2 separate regions of the Homo sapiens genome follow, and region 2 is linked to region 1. Evidence: chromatin loops called from intact Hi-C (ENCODE). Cell type or tissue: IMR-90. All regions are shown on one strand. Each heading gives the region's core, and the rest is flanking DNA. Links, peaks and the distances in the headings are about the cores only.

Region 1 (5,377 bases), core at 240-5,239:
AAGACTAAGTTAATAGAGAAGATGTTTGTAACTCTGGCCCAAGCTTGGTCTCCCAGTGTGCTGAAGCTAACTCCTTTTAGAAGCACCACTCTCATATATTAAAATACATTGTTTGTTTGTTGTTAACTTTTCTGGGCTTCTGGAATCTAAACTTTTGCCCAAAGGCTAGAATGTGCCATTTTATAAAAATAGTTTTCTTCTGATCAGTTTGGAGTAGTCATTTATTGCTGTTTAATATATCCTTACTATTGCTATTTAATATATCACCGTATTGCCATTTATTGCTATTTAACATATCACCCTTCTTATATTTTATGTTAGAAGGTCTGTAGTTTTGCTGGTGGTCCTAACTAAAGGCAGTCTCTGTGACTAAAATAATTTTAAATGTTGAAATGTAAATCACTGAAGGGAAAAATAATGAAATGTATTTCTGGTAGGTCCTCATTTGGAGAAAACAAGCCTAACTTATTGTTGTTGGTTGGTACACAGGATAGAGCTGTGGAGGACTTTTACTGGCCTTGAGGGTTTTATAGATTAATTTCTTTGTTTTTCTTTACCAGTTTTCATACCTTGGTCCTGACCCTGTCCATAAGCTGCTCACACTGGTGGTGGATGATGGCATTCAACCTCCTGTGGAGCTCAGCTGTAAGGAGAGGAACATTCTAGCAGCCACTTTTATCCGCTCCCTGCATAAGAACATAGGTGAGGTTACACAGGGATTCTATAGGGAAGGTAGTGAGCCCAGCCACATCCATGAGGGTGGAGAGGCAGGACTACACAGATGGCTTGTAATGAGGCTGTAATGATGGATCTTGCTGTTCCCCAGGAGGCTCTGAGACCTTTCAGGACAAGGTGAACTTTTTCCAGCGAGAGCTTCGGCAGGTACATATGAAAAGACCACATTCCAAAGTCACCCTGAAGGTCAGCAGACATGCCTTGTTGGAATCGGTAGGTAAAATTTCATCTCTGTCAGCAGATACCAAAGTTTTCCAATTGAATGTCTATATTCTGCAGGTTACTGTTTTTGTTTTTGTTTTTGTTTGGGAGATAGGGTCTCACTCTATTGCCCAGGCTGGGGTGCAGAGGTGCGATCATGGCTCACTGCAGCCTCGATCTTCCCGGGCTGTGATCCTCCCAACTCAGCCTCCCAAATAGCTGGGACTATAGGTATGTGTCACCATGCCTGGCTAATTTTTGTATTTTTTGTAAAGATGGGATTTTGCCATATTGCTCCGGCTGGTCTCGAACTCCTGGACTCAAGTGATACACCCGCCTCAGCCTCCCAAAGTGTTGGGATTACAGGCATGAGCTACCATGCCTGATCTGGTTATCTTTTTCATGAAACTTAAATTTCTCTGTTTAAGTAAAGATATAGATATACTTATAAAAGACAGATATACTTATAAAAGACAGATATACTAAATTTCTGAAACCTAAATTTCTCTCTTTACATATGTCTGTTCTTCTATTTGATTCTACTAAATTTGGGGCAGTTTTGTTGGAGGTATGTTATCGAGGGAAGAGCAGTTTACTTACTGGCCTTCAAATCTACTGAATGGGTCCCTTGGAACTCCCATGTAGGGCAGGTGTAAATAGTGATTACAGAAGAAACTTCTTGTTATTGAATCCCTGGAATAGAGCGCTTGTTGAATTAAAAGGAAATGATTTTTGTTGTCACTTTGGTCTGATGGAAAAGGAACACCTGATGTGTGTCTGTCTCCACTGCACAGACACTGGCATAGTTCTTACATTCCCCAGGAATGAGAAGGCTTGGTTCCTGTCCAGAAAGTGTTTGTGATGTTTGGCTCTGGTAGGTGTGACTGGAAACCCGTTTTCTCAGCCATATTCTCCGTGTGGCATGGCTCGCTGTCTGAACCTAGCCTTGTGGATAAATATGTCTAGTGGATAGATCATACTTTGCTGAAAACCAGGATTCCTTGGTTCTTTTGCCTACAGCTTACTGACTTGAGTCATTTTTTACTTCTTTATGCAAGAATGTTTTCATTGCTAAAACAAGGATTGTTTAAAACAAAAGGAAAAGAAAAAAACAACTTCAGCTTTCCAACAAAGTGATGATGTAAAGGCAAATCAGATTATTTTTTAAAACTTTAAATTTGAAGTTATGTGCATTTTAAATGTCAGGTGGTATCATTAAAGCTTGTTTATGAGTAACATATCTCCTTCAGGCAGTCGTAGTTAGTCCAGCAGACAATGGCAGTGCTCTTGTGTTGTCTTTAACATCCAGAGGACACCAGCCAGTGTTCTGACAATTCCCTTCCTTTCACTTCTTTTCAGTCTCTGAAAGCCACTCGGAATTTCTCCATCTCAGATTGGAGCAAGAACTTTGAGGTTGTTTTCCAGGATGAAGAAGGTCAGTTTTGAAATTTTATATTCATCTTTTTGAACTCTCCTCCCCACTCGCACCTTCTCCACAAAAAAAAAAAAAAAAAAAAAAAAGCAACTCTTACCTCCTACTCACTCCCTAAAAAAAAAAACCTAGGTTTTTTTTTCCCCAAGGAAAAGGGAACCATGAGTCAAGAAAAAAAGGGTAGTATTTACTGGCCAGGATGGCATTGAGGAGCTTGTGGTACACAGACATACAGGGACTTGGAGAGAGAGTTCTAAGTGTTTGAACCGTGGTTACCTTGAGAGAAATGTCCATTTCCTGGGATCTCCGACCTCTGGTGTTTCCATACTAGGGGGCTTTTCCTTAGTGATCAGAATACCATTAATCCTACAAAAAGGGGTGGGATTTCTAAAGGACCACAGTTTAGATGAGTCGCAACGGAGAAACACCAGAGTAGTACAATAGAGGGAATGTGGAGAGTATAAAATGATGACTCAATAAACAAAAGTGGTAAGAGGAGGGAGGGCAGAGTCATTTTTTATTTTCATTATGCTTTTCAGCTCTGGACTGGGGAGGGCCTCGCCGGGAATGGTTTGAGCTAATCTGCAAAGCACTATTTGATACCACCAATCAGCTCTTCACCCGGTTCAGTGACAACAACCAAGCATTAGTGAGTTGGTGACGGGTGGGTGGAAAATGTGGATTATGTTATCATGGGTAGACTAACAAGGATTCAAAATTATGAAACTGATCTGGGAACCTGACAACCTGTGTCCTATTCTTAATTTTACTGCTTAAAATATAAGCTAATCAGATTGTCTTTCTCCTCTTTGCCTTTATTATTTCATCTGTAAAATAAGCAAAAATGCAGGCAGCTGAATATTTGACTAAAAACATTATAGTATAATGTCTACTCTACTAATTATTATAATAATTAAGCCTCTTTCTCAAAACATACCTGAAGCAAATGATTCCTGTACTAGATCTTTGTCTAGACAAAGGTGTCAGGAGTAGAGAAGTACACTTTGGCTGAAAGAAGTTCTGGTTTAGGGAAAAGGCATCACATCATCTGCTGATTAACCACAAACTTAATATAAGATTCTTAATTATGTCCACCTTTGCCCTTTATCTTCTAGTCACTTTGAATTACTCAGTGGTGGCTACCAAAAAACTAACATTTGGATGGGCTCTGATCCTCACAGTGACATCTTGTTCCTTTGGCATGGGGTTGGGGAAGGAAGGGTCCTTCCAGAACTGGGCTTGAAGAAAAATGGCCCAGGGCCTTTCAGTCTCTTTCTTGGACAGGTGCATCCCAACCCTAATCGCCCCGCTCATCTGCGCCTGAAAATGTATGAGTTTGCGGGACGGCTCGTGGGCAAGTGTCTCTATGAGTCCTCTCTAGGAGGAGCCTACAAGCAGTTGGTCCGAGCTCGCTTCACCCGCTCTTTCCTGGCCCAAATCATAGGACTGCGTATGCATTACAAGGTAACATCTTGGGTGTGCATTTCCTACTAAGGCCCCTGGCCATTAACCCTGAAATCTCTCCTCCTGGGCTTGTAAATAATTTTTAAGGTTGAAGGGATAAGTGGTTCTAAGCAGTTACACCTTTCAGGGCAAGAGTATTCATGTTCTGTTCTGTGTCTTTCTGCCTCCTCAGTACTTTGAAACAGATGACCCAGAATTCTACAAATCTAAAGTTTGTTTTATCCTCAACAATGACATGAGTGAGATGGAGCTGGTCTTTGCAGAAGAGAAATATAATAAATCAGGTCAATTGGATAAGGTGAGAAAGAGGACAAAGCCTCTGGGTCCTATGTTCTCCAGTTTCCTGTAGAGCAGGACTGTCTAAGAGAACTTTCTGCAGTGGTGGAAATGTTCCATATTTGTGTTGTCTATTAAACACCCAAAATGTGGGTGACATAATAAGTGAACTTCTCATTTTAGTTAATGTATACTTACATAACTACACTTGGCTAGCAGCTGCTGTATTGGACAGCACAGCTTTAGGACATTGCATCCTATGCTTTATGATCTCAGCCCATTTGAGTGAAGCAAAAGACACATATCTCCATCTATCCCACCGAGTCCTGCTTCCAGTTGAAAAATAACTGAATGATGGTGAAGTGTCACTGTACAAGCAGATTTGGAAGAGATGGCAGTGTCTGTGTCAACATTTGCAGTAGTGATGTAGGTGATTCCTATTTTAACACAATGCCTGGGTATTTTTAAACTTTTTGGCTGGGCGCAGTGGCTCATGGCCTGTAATTGCAACACTTTGGGAGGCTGAGGCAGGAGGATGGCTTGAGACCAGGAGTTCAAGACCAGCCTGGGCAACTTTGGCAAGACCCTGTCTTTTAGATTTTAAAAATCTAGCTGGGTATGGTGGCGTGTGCCTGTGGTCCTAGCTACTGGGGTAGTGTGGGAGGAAGTGGGCGCTGAAGCTGGAACATCGCTTGAGCCCAGGAGGTTAAGGCTGCAGTAAGCTGTGATTGCACCACTGCACTCCAGCCTGGGTGACACAGCAAAACCCTATCTCAAAATAATAAAACCAAAACTTTTTATTAGAAAATGATGGCCCAGAGATATTTCCGATGCATGTGCTTCTATTTACATTGTGGTGTTAAACAGCATCAAATGATAATGATGACGCTAAAGTTGCAGTAAATTTAAAGTTAAAAGCAGAATAGGAATGATTGAAAAATTGTGACCATTGGTACCACTATACTGATAATCAGATATCCTTTCTGGAAATTATGGGATTCCCAGCTGTCTGCCTTTGTACACATGGGATTAGACCCAACTTCCTGAGCTGGCATGGTAAGGCAGCTAGAGTCAATAGGACACTGAATTAGGGTCCTCAGACCCAGGGTAGTGCTCATTTTAATTGTGTTTAATATGAATACTAAATCTTAATAATTTATTTCTCAGTCTCCTAGATAGAAATGCTTACATTAAAAAAAAAATCCAGGATTGTGCATACCAACAGAAAAAATGTTTTACATTTTTAGATCCATTGAGAATCCCTGCTGT
Region 2 (5,377 bases), core at 1-5,000, 170 kb after region 1:
AAGGGTACCTGGGCTGGGGGGCTCATGTGCCTCCGTGCCCTGTGCCACCAGAGGACCTCCCTGACCACGACATCCACATGGACATCTGCTGGAAAAAAGTCACCAATGATGTGTGCAGCGAACCCCTGCGTGGGCACCGCACCACCTACACGGAATGCTGCTGCCAGGACGGCGAGGCCTGGAGCCAGCAGTGTGCTCTGTGTCCCCCGAGGAGCTCTGGTGAGGGGGAGCAAAGGGGATACCCTGCAGGGCTGGGCCAGGCCCCAGGGAGGGGGATGCCCTCACCTTGGAACTGGGGATCTAGAAAGAAGGAGCAGAGCAAAGGCCCTGTCTTCCATCCCTGCTGTTTGGGGACAAAGTAGGGCAGGGGAGAGGTGGGGAGAGGAATGTTGCCAGGATCTCCCAGAGGGTACCAGTCCTTGCATGCTCCCAGAGACAAAGCCAGCCAGGCTTTAGCTGGCAGGAGCTAGAACCCAGCTCCTTCTCTCCCTCCTCCCTGACAGAGGTCTATGCTCAGCTGTGCAACGTGGCTCGCATTGAGGCAGAGCGGGAGGCCGGGGTCCACTTCCGGCCAGGCTATGAGTATGGCCCCGGGCCCGATGACCTGCACTACAGCATCTATGGCCCAGATGGGGCCCCCTTCTACAACTACCTGGGCCCCGAGGACACCGTCCCTGAGCCTGCCTTCCCCAACACAGCCGGTCACTCAGCGGACCGCACACCCATCCTTGAGTCTCCTTTGCAGCCCTCAGAACTCCAGCCCCACTACGTGGCCAGCCATCCAGGTCTGTGTTGCTGCAAAACTGGGGAAGAGGTGGGCACCAAAGCTGTTTCACTTCCATCTCCTCCACCTGCTAGTCATATTGCCAGCAGGGTGAGGACTGGGAAGGGGAAAGACACACCAAGCCAGAGGTCCCCGTTCACGGCTCGCTTGAGACAAGTACATACGCCCAGGTCCGACCCTAACAACTCCGTCATAAACTATCACAGGGACACAAAAAGGTACAGGACACTGCCCCTGTCCCAACCTACAAGCTTCCTGTGGGGACTGAGAGAGAGAGAGAAAGCTGTTCACTGCAGTCTTTTTCTCCCTCCACGCCACCTACAGGCTGCAGAATAACCTGCTCTAAGGACACCCAGCATTCACACTTGTGACCTGAAGTGTGGATTAAGGTTTTCTAAGGACTTTAAAGGCCCACCGTGATGACTCGGTTTGTGAATGGTGCGATCCAAACACTCAGGCCTTGGAGTCTAATGAGGAAGTCAAGCCTAGCACTGTGCCATGCACACGGTACCCACCACAGGCAAAGCTACCACATCAGACTAAAACCATACCTCTGGGTAGGGTGTGGCCTTTTCCATGGGGTGGAGGGGTGCTTAGGGAGTGAAGAGGGTTAGGTAGATCTGGTCAATGTTTTGCTTTGTGTTGAGTGAGGCCCCTCTGCTACCAATTGTTCCCCACTTCCCAAAAACACGATGTGAAGGTTTAAACAAAACACCTCACCCCTTCCCCACGCCCAAACCCAAAAACTATGTAGCAACACACTCCTCGACCACCCAAACCCCAGCAGGAGCCGGGCATTGTGGAAGCAGCGAGTCTCAGCCTCCCTGGAGCCCTCATTTGAAGCCCAGAGCACCTCTCCCCATCTAAAATGACACATACTTTTTTTTTCAAGAGTACTGCCTTTTGTTCTAGCATCTTTCCACAAGAATTTTATGATCCTCTCTGCCCCCACCCCCACAGTTCCACAGGGGCACCCTTTGTCCAGAAGGGCGAGGGTCCCAGCATTAGGGAGAGTCTGGACACAGCCCTCAGCCTCCTCCTCTCTCCGATTTCCTCCTCCCAGAGCCCCCAGCCGGCTTCGAAGGGCTTCAGGCGGAGGAGTGCGGCATCCTGAACGGCTGTGAGAATGGCCGCTGTGTGCGCGTGCGGGAGGGCTACACCTGTGACTGTTTTGAGGGCTTCCAGCTGGATGCGGCCCACATGGCCTGCGTAGGTAAGTGCAGAATTCTGATGGAGGAGTCAGGCTGGCCCACTGCCCACAGAGACGCCTGAACTCAGGAAGGCTGGAAGAGCCACTGCTGCCTCCTAGTGGGGCTGTCTGCATCAGGCTGGAAGGGAAGAAAGCGCCAAAGGAAGGTTTAATTATGTGCTTTAGAAAGCCCCTTCCGTGCAGGTTCCCAGACAAAAGACAAGGACAAGAGAGCACGGTCTTGGGCATGGTATGAGCTTGCTGCCCCCTGCTTTGTCCTTGAGTTGCTTGGTTTTGGGAAGTGACTTCAGCCTCTGGCTGTCACACTTAGGGTTTCACTCTAGGGCAGTGGCCAGGGCTTACTAACCAGAGAGGTGGAGGCAGCCAGCAGAGGCACCTGGGCTCCCTACAGCACTCTCCTTTGTTTCCTCTTAGATGTGAATGAGTGTGATGACTTGAACGGGCCTGCTGTGCTCTGTGTCCATGGTTACTGCGAGAACACAGAGGGCTCCTACCGCTGCCACTGCTCCCCGGGATATGTGGCTGAGGCAGGGCCCCCCCACTGCACTGCCAAGGAGTAGCAGTCAGGGGTCAGTGTGGCAACTACCTGGAAATGGCCTCCAGTCACAGGCAGGGGCCTTGAGGATGATTTCCTAGCTGGGAAGACACCGTGACATCAGGCCAGAGGTTTCCAATCAGCCTTGCCTGCTTTCATCTCTCCCAGCTTAGCCTCTGGCTGTAAGCTTCGGTCATTGCCTCCATGCCCTTGCTTGGCTCAAGCACCACCAATCGCTTTAATGCTTCAGCCACCGCATGAGGCCCTGTCCACCACCTTTCCTGGCCTTGCTATGGGATGCTTACCAAAGGATGGCCCTCATCCACCCTCCCAAGCTGTGCGAGCATGCAAGGCCCCATGGCCTCACACTGCAGACACCCCTTTCCAGCCACAATCCACCATCATCCTGACGATCCCACAACTGGGACAGAGGCTACATCTGCCCTAGGGAGGTCCTTCAGAATCTGTGGAGCAAGAAAGGATTTGGGGAAGCTTGGGGACTGACTCCAGAGCCCCCTCCTAAGAACCATCACCACCACTCAGCCAATCTGTTCTGGGCCCTGATTTTGCCACACCTCCATCCTGTAGCCCATTCTCTGACCCCAAGGAGTGGCAGAAGATCCCTTCACTCAGAGAAGCAAGGCTGATATTAGCTTGTTGAATGTAAGAGACACAAATGAAGAAGAACAAAGAGCCTGAGAAAGCAGCAAGAGGACATGATGAAAAATACGTGGAGTTGATGAGAAAGGGGAGCCAAGGCTTTATACGTCTAAAGAAAATATTCAGTAGCTGAATCCGCCCAGTGATAGCCTGTGGGCACCAGCAGCAAGGGCTGCCATGGGATACAGCACCCATCTACAAAGACCTCTATTACATAAACACTGCTTCTTACAGGAAACAAACCTCTTCTGGGATCTCCTTTTGTGAAAACCAGTTTGATGTGCTAAAAGTAAAAAGTCTATTTTCCAGTGTGGTCTTGTTCAGAAGCAGCCAGATTTCCAATGTTGTTTTTCCCCTCCACTCAGAAACCCCTGCCCTTTCCCTTCAGAAAACGATGGCAGGCATTCCTCTGAGTTTACAAGCAGAGACTCACTCCAACCCAAACTAGCTGGGAGTTCAGAACCATGGTGGAATAAAGAAATGTGCATCTGGTCTCTTCTGTTGTTTTTATTTCATATCAGATTAAATTTCTTTACCATGTTGGCTAAGTCTAAATATTAGAGATGAGGCTGTGCCTACTCCCTGGCCAGCTCTGCTGATAGCCTATGATGGGTTCCAATGGGAAATGACTCTTTACTATTAAAAGACAAGGAAAGCTCTGACTTCGTACTTCTCTGATGAATGGCAATGTAAATGAACAAGGCTCCATGTGACTGGAGCATGGAAGTGAATGCTACTTTCTTAATTTAATCTGCCCTGTCCTACCTGCTCCTCTGATTGTTAGCCATCACATAACTTATTGAATGCTTGCCATGTGCCAGGCACTGTGCTGAGTGCCATACATACATTTCATTTAATTATCCAATAATCCTACTTACTATTGTTTATTCTCAATTTACAGGTGAGGAAACTGAGACATAGAAAGCTTAAATAATTTGCTCTAGGTCCCTATACTAATTGAGATGTTTTCAGCAGACAAAAATAAGTCACTCTTACGCATGTAAAAATATTCTTTCACTCATAATAAAAGAAATGCAACTTAAAACCATACTGAGATCCTTTTTAAAACTGTCAGATTGGCAAAGATCAAAAAGCTTGTTAAGACTCCTAGCTGGCAAGCATGTGGGAAATAGGTACTCTCATAACAGCTGACAGAAGTACATATTGAAGAGGACAATATGGCAATGTCCTTCAAAATTATAAAAGCACTAACTCTTTGATCCAGTAGTTTCCACTTCTAGGAACTTAACCTTCAGATATATTTTCACCAGATATAAAATGACATACGTAAGAAGTTATTACTGCATCATTTGTAATAGCTAAAGATTAGAAACAATTAATTGCTATGGAACCCTTAAAAAAGGTGGCTCTAAATTCCTTAAGAAAGATATCCAAAACAAATTAAGGGGAAAAGGGAGGGTTGCATAACAGCATGTAACATAACACTATTTGTCTAAAGAATGGGGAAAGAGAAGCGGTTGTCTGTTCACCTCATCCTTGCCACTCCGCCTTATACCTCACCATCGGAGAACTTACCATCCCCCAAATATATCCTGCTGGCACTACACCTTCGTAACTGCTGTTCCCACTGCCCCCACAACACTCCAATCTCCACCTTCCTGCCAACCTTGAGATATTGTATGCATATATACATATTTCCTTTGTTTAAAATACAAATAGCATACTATGCATGCTGTTCTGCACTTTGCTTTTTTTTTATACTTGCAATTAGAGCTGCCTCATTTCATTTTACAGCTGTATACTATTCCATTGAATGGATAAACCATAATTTATTTAATCAGTCCCTCACTGACAGACGTTTCCATTGTTTCCTGTCTTTTGCTATAAATAATGCTGTAATGAATATTCTTGTGCATATTTCACATTAATTTATGGGATTACATCTGCAGGATAAATTCTTAGAACCAATGGTGGTTTGTGGGGAGGGTGACAGGGTGGATAGGTACAGGATTGGGAGACTTTTCACTGTATCTCCTTTTGTATTTTTTTGAATTTTGTACCATATGTATCACCTATTCAAAAAAAATAAAATATTTTTAAATACAGTTGCTGGCCAAAGATTGCTTAAATGCTCCTTCTCTTTATATATTTATCTGACTATAATTTACAACTAAAGCCAGGTGCTAATTATGTCAAAATTCCTTAATGCAAATTTGTCAGGCAGCCC

Evidence for each region. Peaks named below come from ENCODE experiments on the same cell type or tissue, not always from the same donor. Only the 100,000 strongest peaks of a DNase experiment are listed, where the experiment ranks them.
Region 2: it touches region 1 in a loop (13-fold over the local background); 1 of 110 quality-filtered maps calls a loop at or near these places.

Annotation. Positions count from the first base shown.
Region 1 is chr14:74,668,402-74,673,778 of GRCh38, reverse strand. It overlaps AREL1 (apoptosis resistant E3 ubiquitin protein ligase 1), which reads left to right. Exons shown (of 20, transcript NM_001039479.2): 10 at 561-702; 11 at 827-948; 12 at 2,296-2,371; 13 at 2,908-3,017; 14 at 3,653-3,832; 15 at 4,005-4,130. Among named protein-coding and RNA genes, the nearest start is that of AREL1, 42 kb to the left of the region's middle. In IMR-90, for the core only: no CTCF peak of the experiment used is centred there; DNase peaks (open chromatin) are centred at 1,778 and 2,858; H3K27ac peaks cover 711 bases.
Region 2 is chr14:74,498,061-74,503,437 of GRCh38, reverse strand. LTBP2 (latent transforming growth factor beta binding protein 2) reads left to right here. Exons shown (of 36, transcript NM_000428.3): 33 at 52-219; 34 at 504-785; 35 at 1,848-1,997; 36 at 2,409-5,255. The coding sequence ends at 2,554. Among named protein-coding and RNA genes, the nearest start is that of ISCA2, 7.0 kb to the right of the region's middle. RefSeq lists enhancers at 235-929, 2,339-3,334 and a silencer at 2,358-2,652. In IMR-90, for the core only: CTCF peaks have their summits at 1,112 (motif pointing left) and 2,088 (motif pointing left); a DNase peak (open chromatin) is centred at 2,057.